3 separate regions of the Homo sapiens genome follow, and regions 2 and 3 are each linked to region 1. The links are chromatin contacts, found by Hi-C or POLR2A ChIA-PET in ENCODE. All regions are on one chromosome and are shown on one strand. Each heading gives the region's core, a stretch centred on a gene start or an enhancer-like site at or near the end of the contact. The rest is flanking DNA. Distances are from core to core; before and after follow the strand shown.

The links. A loop is a pair of places that touch in the nucleus more often than their neighbours do. ChIA-PET counts read pairs that join two places held with the same protein, here RNA polymerase II (POLR2A). Pooled maps may share reads with other maps.
Region 2: a loop to region 1 is called in a pooled map, with 2.8 times the contacts of the local background. The contact joins two enhancer-like sites. A Hi-C loop is called at or near these places in 2 of 50 pooled maps. POLR2A ChIA-PET finds 5 or more read pairs at or near these places in 3 of 52 experiments (BJ, activated T-cell and naive thymus-derived CD4-positive, alpha-beta T cell).
Region 3: a pooled map of gastrocnemius medialis shows a loop between it and region 1 (4-fold over the local background). The contact joins two enhancer-like sites. A Hi-C loop is called at or near these places in 5 of 50 pooled maps. POLR2A ChIA-PET finds 5 or more read pairs at or near these places in 2 of 52 experiments (activated naive CD8-positive, alpha-beta T cell and naive thymus-derived CD4-positive, alpha-beta T cell).

What each region holds. Positions count from the first base shown.
Region 1 is chr21:37,336,990-37,340,680 of GRCh38, reverse strand. No RefSeq gene overlaps it. Among named protein-coding and RNA genes, the nearest start is that of DYRK1A, 28 kb to the left of the region's middle. Within about 2 kb of position 1,605, at least 19 of the 41 ENCODE cell types and tissues checked have a DNase peak (open chromatin) inside an H3K27ac peak, as active enhancers do.
Region 2 is chr21:37,450,747-37,454,437 of GRCh38, reverse strand. All of the region lies in intron 2 of DYRK1A (dual specificity tyrosine phosphorylation regulated kinase 1A), which reads right to left. Among named protein-coding and RNA genes, the nearest start is that of KCNJ6-AS1, 66 kb to the left of the region's middle. RefSeq lists an enhancer at 2,737-3,288. Within about 2 kb of position 2,048, at least 10 of the 41 ENCODE cell types and tissues checked have a DNase peak (open chromatin) inside an H3K27ac peak, as active enhancers do.
Region 3 is chr21:37,219,624-37,223,314 of GRCh38, reverse strand. It overlaps DSCR9 (Down syndrome critical region 9), which reads right to left. Exons shown (of 3, transcript NR_026719.2): 3 at 1,579-3,077. Among named protein-coding and RNA genes, the nearest start is that of DSCR9, 13 kb to the right of the region's middle. RefSeq lists an enhancer at 2,276-2,425. Within about 2 kb of position 1,999, at least 38 of the 41 ENCODE cell types and tissues checked have a DNase peak (open chromatin) inside an H3K27ac peak, as active enhancers do.

The DNA of each region.
Region 1 (3,691 bases), core at 356-2,855:
CACACCCAGCTAATTTTTGTATTTTTACTAGAGACGGGGTTTCACCATGTTGGACCAGACTGGTCTCCAACTCCTGTCCTCAGGTGATCCGCCTGCCTCTGTCCCGTGTTCTTTTTTGAATAGTTTTTATCTTTTAGGAATTCTAATGGAAATGACAGGATGTCTGGCATTTACTTCAAAATAATCTGAGTTGGAAAGTAGGTGGGATTATAGATGGAATAAGACTGGCCAAAAAGCTAATAACACATGTAGAGTCTGAGGGATGAGGACATGACGTTCATGATCAAATTCTCTCTAACTTGATGTCTGTTTGAAATTTTCCATAACAATTTTTAAACAACAACCAGGAAAAACAAATATTGTGACAAACGAACAATAAGACAGGAAGAAAAAGCCGGATTTTGTGTGTGTTCCATTTCCTACTAGGCAACTCCTCAGGTATATTGAGAAGAAATAAACTTGTATTTTAAGGTAAATAAAAGGAATGAGAAACAGGAAAAGGGAGAAGCCCAGTGCTTTTATTTTCCCAAATAACGCTAATATCACTGCACATTTGCATAACGTTTTATGGTTTCAAAGTACTTTTATCTCATTTGCTCTTGGAAGAAGCCTGGTAAGCATATTTGCTGTCATATATGACATGTGATAATATGTCTTGATTATGTTGTTTTTGCATTAAAAAAACTATTTGCTTTAAACCCCTGAAAATATTTCCTTATTAGTCTCTTAGTTATGCTTAAGGATTTATTTCCTGTCCTAGCTTTTGGATGGAAAACTCAGCCTGAATGTCTATTTACAATATTAGAATGCTTAAATGTTCCCCTCTCATGGTTTGGTGCAATTTTATTTTCCTTTTTAGCTCCTATTTGAGGGAATGTACAGGGGTGGGGGAAACCCCTTTTTTATTTCCTTTGAGTCTACCCAGCTGTTTTATTTTGCGTTTGCTTATTTCCCATCCTTCCAGAGTGTGAAGCCATCAGAAGTGTTCTGTTCTTTTTAATACTTTATCAGCATGTCATTTATTAGCCACATTATTCTTTATCTCTTTCCTGTGAAAGCTTTTAAAGTAGAAATTGATGAAGCCATGTCTTTTGTTACTTACATATTATGCCATCAACATTTACAAGTACATTATAAGATTTAAACATAATATCCTAACTTAATGATCCAATTTTTCTTTTCCTTTTTTTCTTTTCTTTTCTTTTTTTTTTTTTTTGGCAACTCAGGTTCCAGGATTCTACCCTGAGCACAGGAAACAACTAGAGTCCATCCCCCACCGCGCCTCCGCACTACTCCCCGGGTATTAAAAATTCTGAGCCAGTCACAGACCTTTAACAAGGTCAAGAGCACTAAATGCCTTATCTTTATGAGGGCAACACATTCCTAAATTGACATGAAAGACCTGGCTGTGTTTGGCCGGCACTGGTGTTTATGGAGACACAACTGCCATTCAAGCATGCGAGGAATGATACGTCATACCAAGACCGTCCTACAAGGATCCCTAAGCAGTGCATGGATGGTGGAGAAGGGAGTTGCCCCAGGGTGAAGGCTTCCCTGGGCTCTGACAGGGGTTACTGGATGACTCTGCAAATATTAAATATAGCTGCATGAATCACACTACAAAATTCCAGGCCTGAAATCTGGTGTCAGGCATAACAATTTGTTCTCCCTCCCTTGCTCATGAATAGCAAAGAATCAATTGAAGAAATTTTGGTCTGTTTAGAGAGCACTCGTGTTTTGTTCCTCCCTCTGGAACACACGTTCTGCATTTGACATGACACATGCTTCTCAAGTGTTATTTTGTGTTTATTAATCTTTGAACTGAATTGCCAGTCCTTCAACTAGAAAGACATTTTCCCAGAACCCTCCTGACTCATGCTAAGGGTACACAACAGCTGATAAACTCCAGTGACCTCAGAGGAGACAGATGGGCCATGTGGCTTCTAACACCCACGTGGCTGTCTGGACCATGGATGACAGCATAGCCCAGGTTAAGCTGGTTGGCAGAAATGCTCAGGACTTTTCCACATTTACCAAGCTGAAAATAGTGGTTATGTCACCTGCTCTTCCATTCTGTCACATCACTTTCCGTATTATCACCTTCTTTACCACTATCCCTCCTTCCTTGCGTGCGTCCGTGCATAGTTTTCCTTATAATTACAAAATAATATGTGCTCATTGTAATAGTAACAAGAGCTAACATTTATTGATTGCTTATATGGTGAACTCTGCTAAAAGCTTAAAAGTATGAATTCGTTCATCTTCAGCAATTCTGTGGGATAGGTATTTTGATCTCCATGTTGCAAATAAGAAAAGCTTGACCATGAAGGGCTCAGAAAGTTTATCACCCAACCATCCTTTCTGAAAATATTTCCTTCGGGGGGGAAAAAGTAATTCAAGAAAGATAATTAAATTCAAAACATGAAAAAGTGGTAACAAATATAAATAAACTGATAAAATTTATACTGAGATCTTAAGATTAAGACATTTAAGAAACTATTTTAAAGAGAAAGAGAAATGTAGAAAGAATTTTATTGCTCAATTGGAACTGAAATTTTAGATTATTCCTACAAAGCATGAGATGTTTAAGATCTTATCTTATTCCAGAGGGAAAAATTATGGATACTGATTCATTCTAAATGTTTATGGAGAAAGATGTTTAAAAGGTCTTATTAAATTAAAGGCCATCTCCTCTAAACTGCCAAGGTCATCGAAACAAAGAAACTGTCATAGCCAACAAGAACCTAAGGGAGACAGGAGGCTGATGTCGTGTGGTATGTTGACACAGATTGTAAAATTTTGACAAAAACCTGGGAAATGTGCATAAACTACAGATTTTAGCTAATAAAATGTGTCACTATTGGTTCATTAATTTTGGCAAGCATACCATATCCATGGAAGCTATGAATACTAAAGGAAACTGGGTGTACTAGGTGTAGAGTAAACAGAAACTCTCTGTACTGCCTACAGCACTTTCCTTTTTCTTTTTAGAATCTAAGTCCTAAAAACATTACTCTAAAGTAAAAATATTTATTCTAAATAATTCTAAGTTAATTCTAATTTAAAATTAATTTATTCTAAAATATAAAGTTTATTTTTAAAAATAGGAGCAACCTCATAGGGCTGTCGTAAGGATTAAATGAGATCATCAATATAAAAAGGTCTGCATAGGGGCTGGAACATAGCAGGTGTTCAAGGAACATGAGCCTTTACCTGAAAATAGACAAATAGGAAGAAAGCCCAGCTCCGTGGGGTGCACCTGTAGTCTCAGCTACTCTGGAGGCTGACGGAGTAGGATCCCTTGAGGCCAGGAGTTCAAAGGCCAACCTGGGCAACATAGCAAGATCCCATCTCTAAAAAAAAAAAAAAAGAAAAAAAAAGAAATAGTACGTATAACTTTTCAAACAACCAGAAGAGAGTTTTAAAAAAAGAAAATTCAGTGTATAAAAAAAAAATCCTAGGAAATAAGAAAGTAAAAGAAATAATAAAGAGAACAATGTAATAAAAAACATAAAATATCAGAAATCAGTAACTATATTAAATGTGAATGGGTTCAACTCACTATTTATTTATTTATTTATGACAGGGTCTCACTCTGTCACCCAGACTGTAGTGCAGAGGCACAATCATGGCTCACTGCAGCCTCGACCTCCCAAGCTCAGGTGACCCTCCCGCCTGTCACCTGAGTAGC
Region 2 (3,691 bases), core at 799-3,298, 110 kb before region 1:
CTATGTGTCAACCTCAAATAAGACTTTGTTACTCAAAGTAATGGAGATCAGGTACGGTGGCTTACACTTACAATCCGGCACTTTGGGAGGCCGAGGCAGAAGGATGGTTTGAGCCCAGGAGTTAAAAGACCAACCTGAGCAACACAGAGAGATCCCATCTCTACAAAAACGTTAAAAATCAGCCAGGCATGGTAGCGCACGCCTATAGTCCCAGCTATTTGGCAGGCTGAGGTAGGAGAATCGTTTGAGCCCAGGAGGTCGAGGCTGCAGTGAGCTGTGATCACACTACTGCACTACAGCCTGGGCAACACAGTGAGACCTTGTCTCAAAAAAAAAAAAAAAAAAAAAAAAAGGAGACTACATCTCATAATATGAAAGACAATGTAGGAGATTGAGGACTCAAGTATGTAAAGACTGAGGGACAACAGTGGGGAAAATAACCTTATTTTATATTGACTGCAAAATATATAATTTATACAACTCCAAATATAATAATGCTAAAAATCAGATTCAGTAAATCAATTTTTAGTATAGAAAGTACTTATTTTTCTAGCTGAGTGATACCAAAGTAAAGATGTTGAGATACACCAATAAGACTTTTCCTATTTTGTACGTAAAAAAAGAGGCTTTTATTTTCCTTTCTTTTGTTAAGTCACTAGGGAAACACCTTAAGACTTTAAAAATGACCCTCAACTAACCAGCACCTAAAATGTGGGGAAGGAAGAGTTATAATACATTTCAATGAGAAGTTTATGCCAAACAAACTGGAGTTAAGTCTCTTAAAATGTAACTGAAGATTATCCTTCAGGGAAGTAACTAGCAAGGCATCTCTCCTCCCATCTACCTGGCTGCAGACCCCTGGACCAAACACCTGCTCGGGCTTTCCTCCATCAGTCACGTGCTGACTTCTGTTATCTCCGCCTCTCTCTCTCCCAGCTCTGTCTTAAACATAAAAATATGCTCCTGCCTCACTGTGAGAACAAAACCCTTCCTCGATTCTACAATCAACCTTTAACAACCAACTCATCTTCCTCTCCTTCATTCATTCAACAAACATCTACTGAGCCCCTACTATATTCTAGACTTGCACCGTCCAATGCAGTCAACAATAGTCATATGTGGCTACTGAATACTTGAAATGTAGCTACAAAGAATTAAGATGTGCTATAAATGGAAAAAACAAGATTAAGGACTTAGCAACATAAAATGTAAAATACCTCAATTTTTTTTATTATAAATTGAAATAATAGGTTTTGGAAACACCAGGTAAATTAAAATATATTTAAGTTTAATTTTACTGTTGCTTTGTACTTTTTTCTTTTTAAAGAGACAGGGTCTCTCCCTCGTCACCCAGGCTGGAGTGCAATGGTGCAAGCATAGCTCACTGCAGCCTTGGAACTCCTGGCCTCAAGCAGTCCACCTGCCTTGCCCTCCCAAAATGCTGGGATTATAGGCGTAAGCCACCACTCCAGGCCTCTTTTTACTTTTTTAAAAATGTGGCTCCTAGAAAAATTTAAATTACATAAGTGGCTTACATTTCTATTGGCAGTGCTGTTCCAGACAACGCTCTTAACATTAAAGGCATAAATGCAAAAATTATGGGCCAAATCTCAGGCCTCCTGGAGTTTGTATTTTGCTGGGCACAGAAGAATCCTCAAGCAAAAAAAAAAAAAAAAAAAACGGGAGTGTGAGATCAGAAAATGATGTGTTCTGAAGAAAAGAGCGCAGGGAAAAGAGGGACTAGTGTGGGTGGGATTCCTCTCCCTGCTCCCCTTCCCTTCCCCTCCCCATCTCCTATGACAGGGAAGGCAAATAGGTTTCCTCTCCAGTACAAACTCAAATAGATTGGCAGTGGCTGTCTGGAGCACTCACTGCTATAGAAAAGATTCCAAAGCTAACTCAAGCCTCAGCTGGAAAGCACGGCATGCTATATTTAACTGTGTCTGCACAGGCTGGGGAGCAGGCAGTAGCGCCAAGTTTGACCCAGTTCTATAAACGGCATCTCCACCCATCCATCCACTCAAGCTAGAAACCTCAATCTTATTCGCTCTCTTACTTCCACCTCCCCACCCCCTTTACCTCAATCCCCCTCAATCTAACTACATTCTGTGACTTTGGCCTCTGGAATGTCTCATGAATCCAGCTGCTTATTTCCATGCTCTGTCAAGATCTTAATCCAGAAAGGGGCCAGGGGAATCCCCTACAATAACTGCTCCTTATCCAGGCTCCATGCCCTCCCTCAGTGTATTCCCCCTACTGCTGTCAAAGTTCATGTCCACAACCAAAAAAAAAAAAAGCTCAAAATCAATACTTCACAATACTTTAAATACCCAGAGTACCCAGGTTAAGTGTTTACACCTCTCGTCTTATTTCCCACCATTTCTCTCCATCCTGTCCCCTCCATGACATCCTTTCCCTTAACTGCACCGACCTTCTCACCATTCTTCAATGGTGCTCTTCAGCAGCTCTTCGCTCTTCTCTTCAGCAACTCTTCTCTCCAACTAGCATGCTATCCCCGCCCTCCTATTTTCTCCTCCTAGAAGTCTTCAACTCAAACTTCAAGACCCAGGATCAAATGTCATGCTAAGAAACGTTCTCAGAATCTTACAGGGAACTGGTCCCCTACTCCATTCTTCCCTCAGAACACTTACCTGTCACCTAACCATGAGGATATGTTCTAAGAAATTCACTGTCAGGCGATTTCATGGTTGTGAGAACATCACTGAGTATACACTGCACGCCCACGCTAGACAGTGGAGCCTACTGCACGCCCACGCTAGACGGTGGAGCCTACTGCACGCCCACGCTAGACGGTGGAGCCTACTGCACGCCCACGCTAGACGGTGGAGCCTACTGCACGCCCACGCTAGACGGTAGAGCCTACTGCTCTTAGGCTGCAAACCTGTTCAGCCGTGCTGAATAATGAGGGCAACTGTAACCCTCATTATTTGTGCTATAGGCATGGAAAAGGTACAATAAAAATATGATATAAAAGATCACTTGTGTGGGCGTTTACAGGAATGGAGCTTGCAGGACTGGAAGTTGCAATGGGTGGGGGAGGGATGGAGGGAGGGAGGGATGGAGGGACGGAGAGGAAGAGAGATGAGTGAATGAATGCAAAGGCCTAGGACATTAAACCGTCTACTACGGTCGACTTTATAGACATTGTACATTTAAGCTACACTAATTTATTTTAAAACTTGTTTTCTTCAGTAATAAATTAACTTTAGCCTACTTTATATAACTTTTTAATCTTTTTTTAACTTTTGGATTCTTTTGTAATAACAGCTTAAAACACTGCACAACTGTACAAAAATGTTTTCTTTCTTTACATTCTTATTCTGTAAGCTTTCATTTTTTTAACTTTTTACTTTTTAAACATTTTTCTCAAAAATTAAGATACACATACACGTAAGCCAAGACCTCCTTGGGTAAGGATCGCAAGACATCACTAGGTGATAGGATTTTTGTAGCTTCATTACAGTCTTAGGGGAATACTGTCGTATATGCAGTCCAACACTGAAATGTTATTTGGTGCATGACTGTATTCTGCTCTTATCTCAACACAGCAAGCATGCTGCCTGCTAAAGCCATCAGCATGCTCTCACAATTAGTGCTTTGGAGGGAAGTACTGGTCTTATTTATTTTTGTATTCTCATAACAACAAGGCAAAGGCTTAAAGGAAACACTA
Region 3 (3,691 bases), core at 750-3,249, 120 kb after region 1:
CCGGCCACTTCCTTCCACTTCTTGGTCTGACCTCTCCATGATCTGTTACTAGGCAAAACTCAGATGTTTGGCTACCTTGGGCTGCAACTGTCCCACTCTTGCCCAGGCTTGCTGGAGTTGGGGTTATCCACAGTCAGAGGTTCAGAGTTGTCAAATTCTCCAATTAGAGCAAGAGATGAGGAAAGGAAAGGGAGACGAAAGAAAGAGGCTGTGCCTCAGAAATAATAACGCCGCATATCTACAACTATCTGATCTTTGACAAACCTGAGAAAAACAAGCAATGGGGAAAGGATTCCCTATTTAATAAATGGTGCTGGGAAAACTGGCCAACCATATGTAGAAAGCTGAAACTGGATCCCTTCCTTGCACCTTATACAAAAATCAGTTCAAGATGGATTAAAGACTTAAACGTTAGACCTAAAACCATAACCTAGGCATTACCATTCAGGACATAGGCATGGGCAAGGACTTCATGTCTAAAACACCAAAACCAATGGCAACCAAAGGCAAAATTGACAAATGGGATCTAATTAAACTAAAGAGCTTCTGCACAGCAAAAGAAACTACCATCAGAGTGAACAGGCAACCTACAAAATGGGAGAAAATTTTCGCAACCTACTCATCTGACAAAGGGCTAATATCCAGAATCTACAATGAACTCAAACAAATTTACAAGAAAAAAACAACCCCATCAACAAGTGGGTGAAGGATATGAACAGACACTTCTCAAAAGAAGACATTTATGCAGCCAAAAAACACATGAAAAAATGCTCATCATCACTGGCCATCAGAGAAATGCAAATCAAAACCACAATGAGATACCATCTCACACCAGTTAGAATGGCGATCATTCAAAAGTCAGGAAACAACAGGTGCTGGAGAGGATGTGGAGAAATAAGAACACTTTTACACTGTTGGTAGGACTGTACACTAGTTCAACCATTGTGGAAGACAGTGTGGCGATTCCTCAGGGATCTAGAACTAGAAATACCATTTGACCCAGCCATCCCATTACTGGGTATATACCCAAAGGACTATAAATCATGCTGCTATAAAGACACACGCACGTGTATGTTTATTGCGGCATTATTCACAATAGCAAAGACTTGGAACCAACCCAAATGTCCAACAATGACAGATTGGATTAAGAAAATGTGGCACATATACACCATGGAATACTATGCAGCCATAAAAAACGATGAGTTCATGTCCTTTGTAGGGACATGGATGAAATTGGAAATCATCATTCTCAGTAAACTATCGCAAGAACAAAAAACCAAACACCGCATATTCTCACTCATAGGTGGGAACTGAACAATGAGAACACATGGACACAGGAAGGGGAACATCACACTCTGGGGACTGTTGTGGGGTGGGGGGAGGGGGAGGGATAGCATTGGGAGATATACCTAATGCTAGATGACGAGTTAGTGGGTGCAGCGCACCAGCATGGCACATGTATACATATGTAACTAACCTGCACACTGTGCACATGTACCCTAAAACTTAAAGTATAATAATAAAAAAGAAAAATTGCTTCAAATGAACAACAAAAAAAAAGAGGCTGTGAACAATGAATCTAAAACAATATTTTCTTTTGGGAAATGCCCGTTTTGGCAGGAATACATTTTGGCTCCGCTGTGCTGTGAATTCGGAGGAAAAGTAGGGAGGGCCGGAAAGCCCAGGGCTTCATGCAGAGTAGACATCAAGAACCCACCTGCTCTGGAGTCTTGGTGGGCAAGGGGAACGAACCTTCCAGTCCATTTCTACCGTCACCATAATTCCTGTGTCTGAATCTGAATCACCTTCTTCAAAAACTGGGGGCTGAGGTTGCCTCCACATGCTAACGCTGATTCAGGGCGGCAGCAGATGCTGGTGTTCTCAGTTCCTTCCTGCTTCCGCTTCCTGTTCAGGAACAGGGCCGCATTTTCCCATCCTCTTCGGCTGTAGGCGTGGTCACGTGACCAGGAGGGCGGGGCGCGCCTGCCTAGCATACGCTGGAGGACGGCGCCCTCACCCTGGCGGGAGGTGGATCCCCAGCGCGGTGCAGTTACATCGCAGACATGGGCTCGTCTATACGCTGCTGGACGGCCGGGGTCTGGGCTCCACAGCCGGGGGGCACCACCCTGGAGCTGGTGATAGGGGAGGGAATCGCCGCTCGGGCGCCCGGGCCTCGCGCGGAGCCTGCGTGCGCGGGAGTTCACGGGGCAAATCCTGCCCATCCTCCGCGCTCAGGCGTGGCTTCAAAAGCCTCGGGCCGGGTGGTGCAGCCCCAGCATAACCTGGCGCCCCGGTGGCTGCTGGAGTGGTTGGCTCAGAATGGAAGGAAACGGTGGGGTCTGCGTTACTCTGTGGTGATAAAAAAGAGAAGCGGCAGCTTAGCGCCAAGAATAAATGATGACCGCCGGAATCCCTGCCGTTAGGCGCAGGTCTTGGCATGAGAGCTGCAACAGGGCGGCCAGCTGGGCGCCAGGGGGCCTGGGCCGCCTGTCCGGTGCGGGTCCCCGAATATCCTGGGCTCTTCCGGGAAGTGCCGCTGCGGTGAGGCCAGAGCCTCCCGCTACGGAGGATGCGATGTGATGTGCTGTGCGTTGCTCTACTCAACGGAGCGCCATTCCCGTGGTTTCGCCTTGCTGCAGTTTCAGTAGATACCGGCTATTGATTTTGGTCTGAGACTCGCAGCCATGTGAACATTAGTGTTATTCTGGGTCAGGCCGTCTTCTAAGTGCTGTATGTTACCTCGTTATAGCGACCCTGTGAGGAGGGAACTGTTAGTAGCATTAGCAGTCTAGGAAAAGAAATCCATTTTGCCAGGCGCTTGTCCATCCGTCTGCGCACCTCCCCACCGTTCCATCCCAGGCGAGCAGTCTGTAACGTGGTGCAGTTTTGCCTGCGCTGCAGCCCATTCTTTCACCTCGCTTCATTTGGGTTTTACTTTGCCGTGTCATTGACAAGTTTTTCTATGCATTTGTTCCCATGTATGCATCACAGGTTATTAGCTGCGTCACCACGTGTTGAGACGCGCGAAGGGCTCTGTTACCTCTTCATGGTTTGAATTGTTACGTCACCCTGGCGTTCTTGAACAAAGAATTGGACAAAACACACAAAGCAAGGAAAGAAGGAAGCAACAAAAGCAGAGATTTGTTGAAAATGAAAGTACACCCACAAGGTGGGAGCAGCCCATGAGGCTGAAGGGCCCGGTGACACAATTTTCTGGGATTTAAATACCCTGTAGAGGTTTCCCATTGGTTACTTGGTGTACACCTTGTGTAAATGAAGTAGTGGACCATAATCAGTCTGATTGGTTGCAGGAGAGGACCAACCAGAGGCTGAAGCGAAGTTATAAAGCTATACCCTATGCAAACATCTGATTAGTTGCAGAAAGCAACCAATCAGAGGCTGAAGTTACAAAGTTATACTCCCATGCAAATGAAGTCTTGACCTGTGAACAGCCTCATTGGCTGTGGGAGGGGACCAATCAAAGGTACTTAGAGTTTATCTGCCACGTGGAAAAAGGGGGGTTGCAGAGGGAGTAGCCTCTGGTCCTTTTGTTACTTGGATGTGGAAAGTTGGGGTTTTCCTTTTGATTTAGTTCTAGGAAGTCAGCGTGAATTGGGCTTAGGTTTACTGCCTCCAGACCCTATTCTCCTGCCTCAGAATGGTCTCAGTTTTGATCAGCTGAGTCAAATGA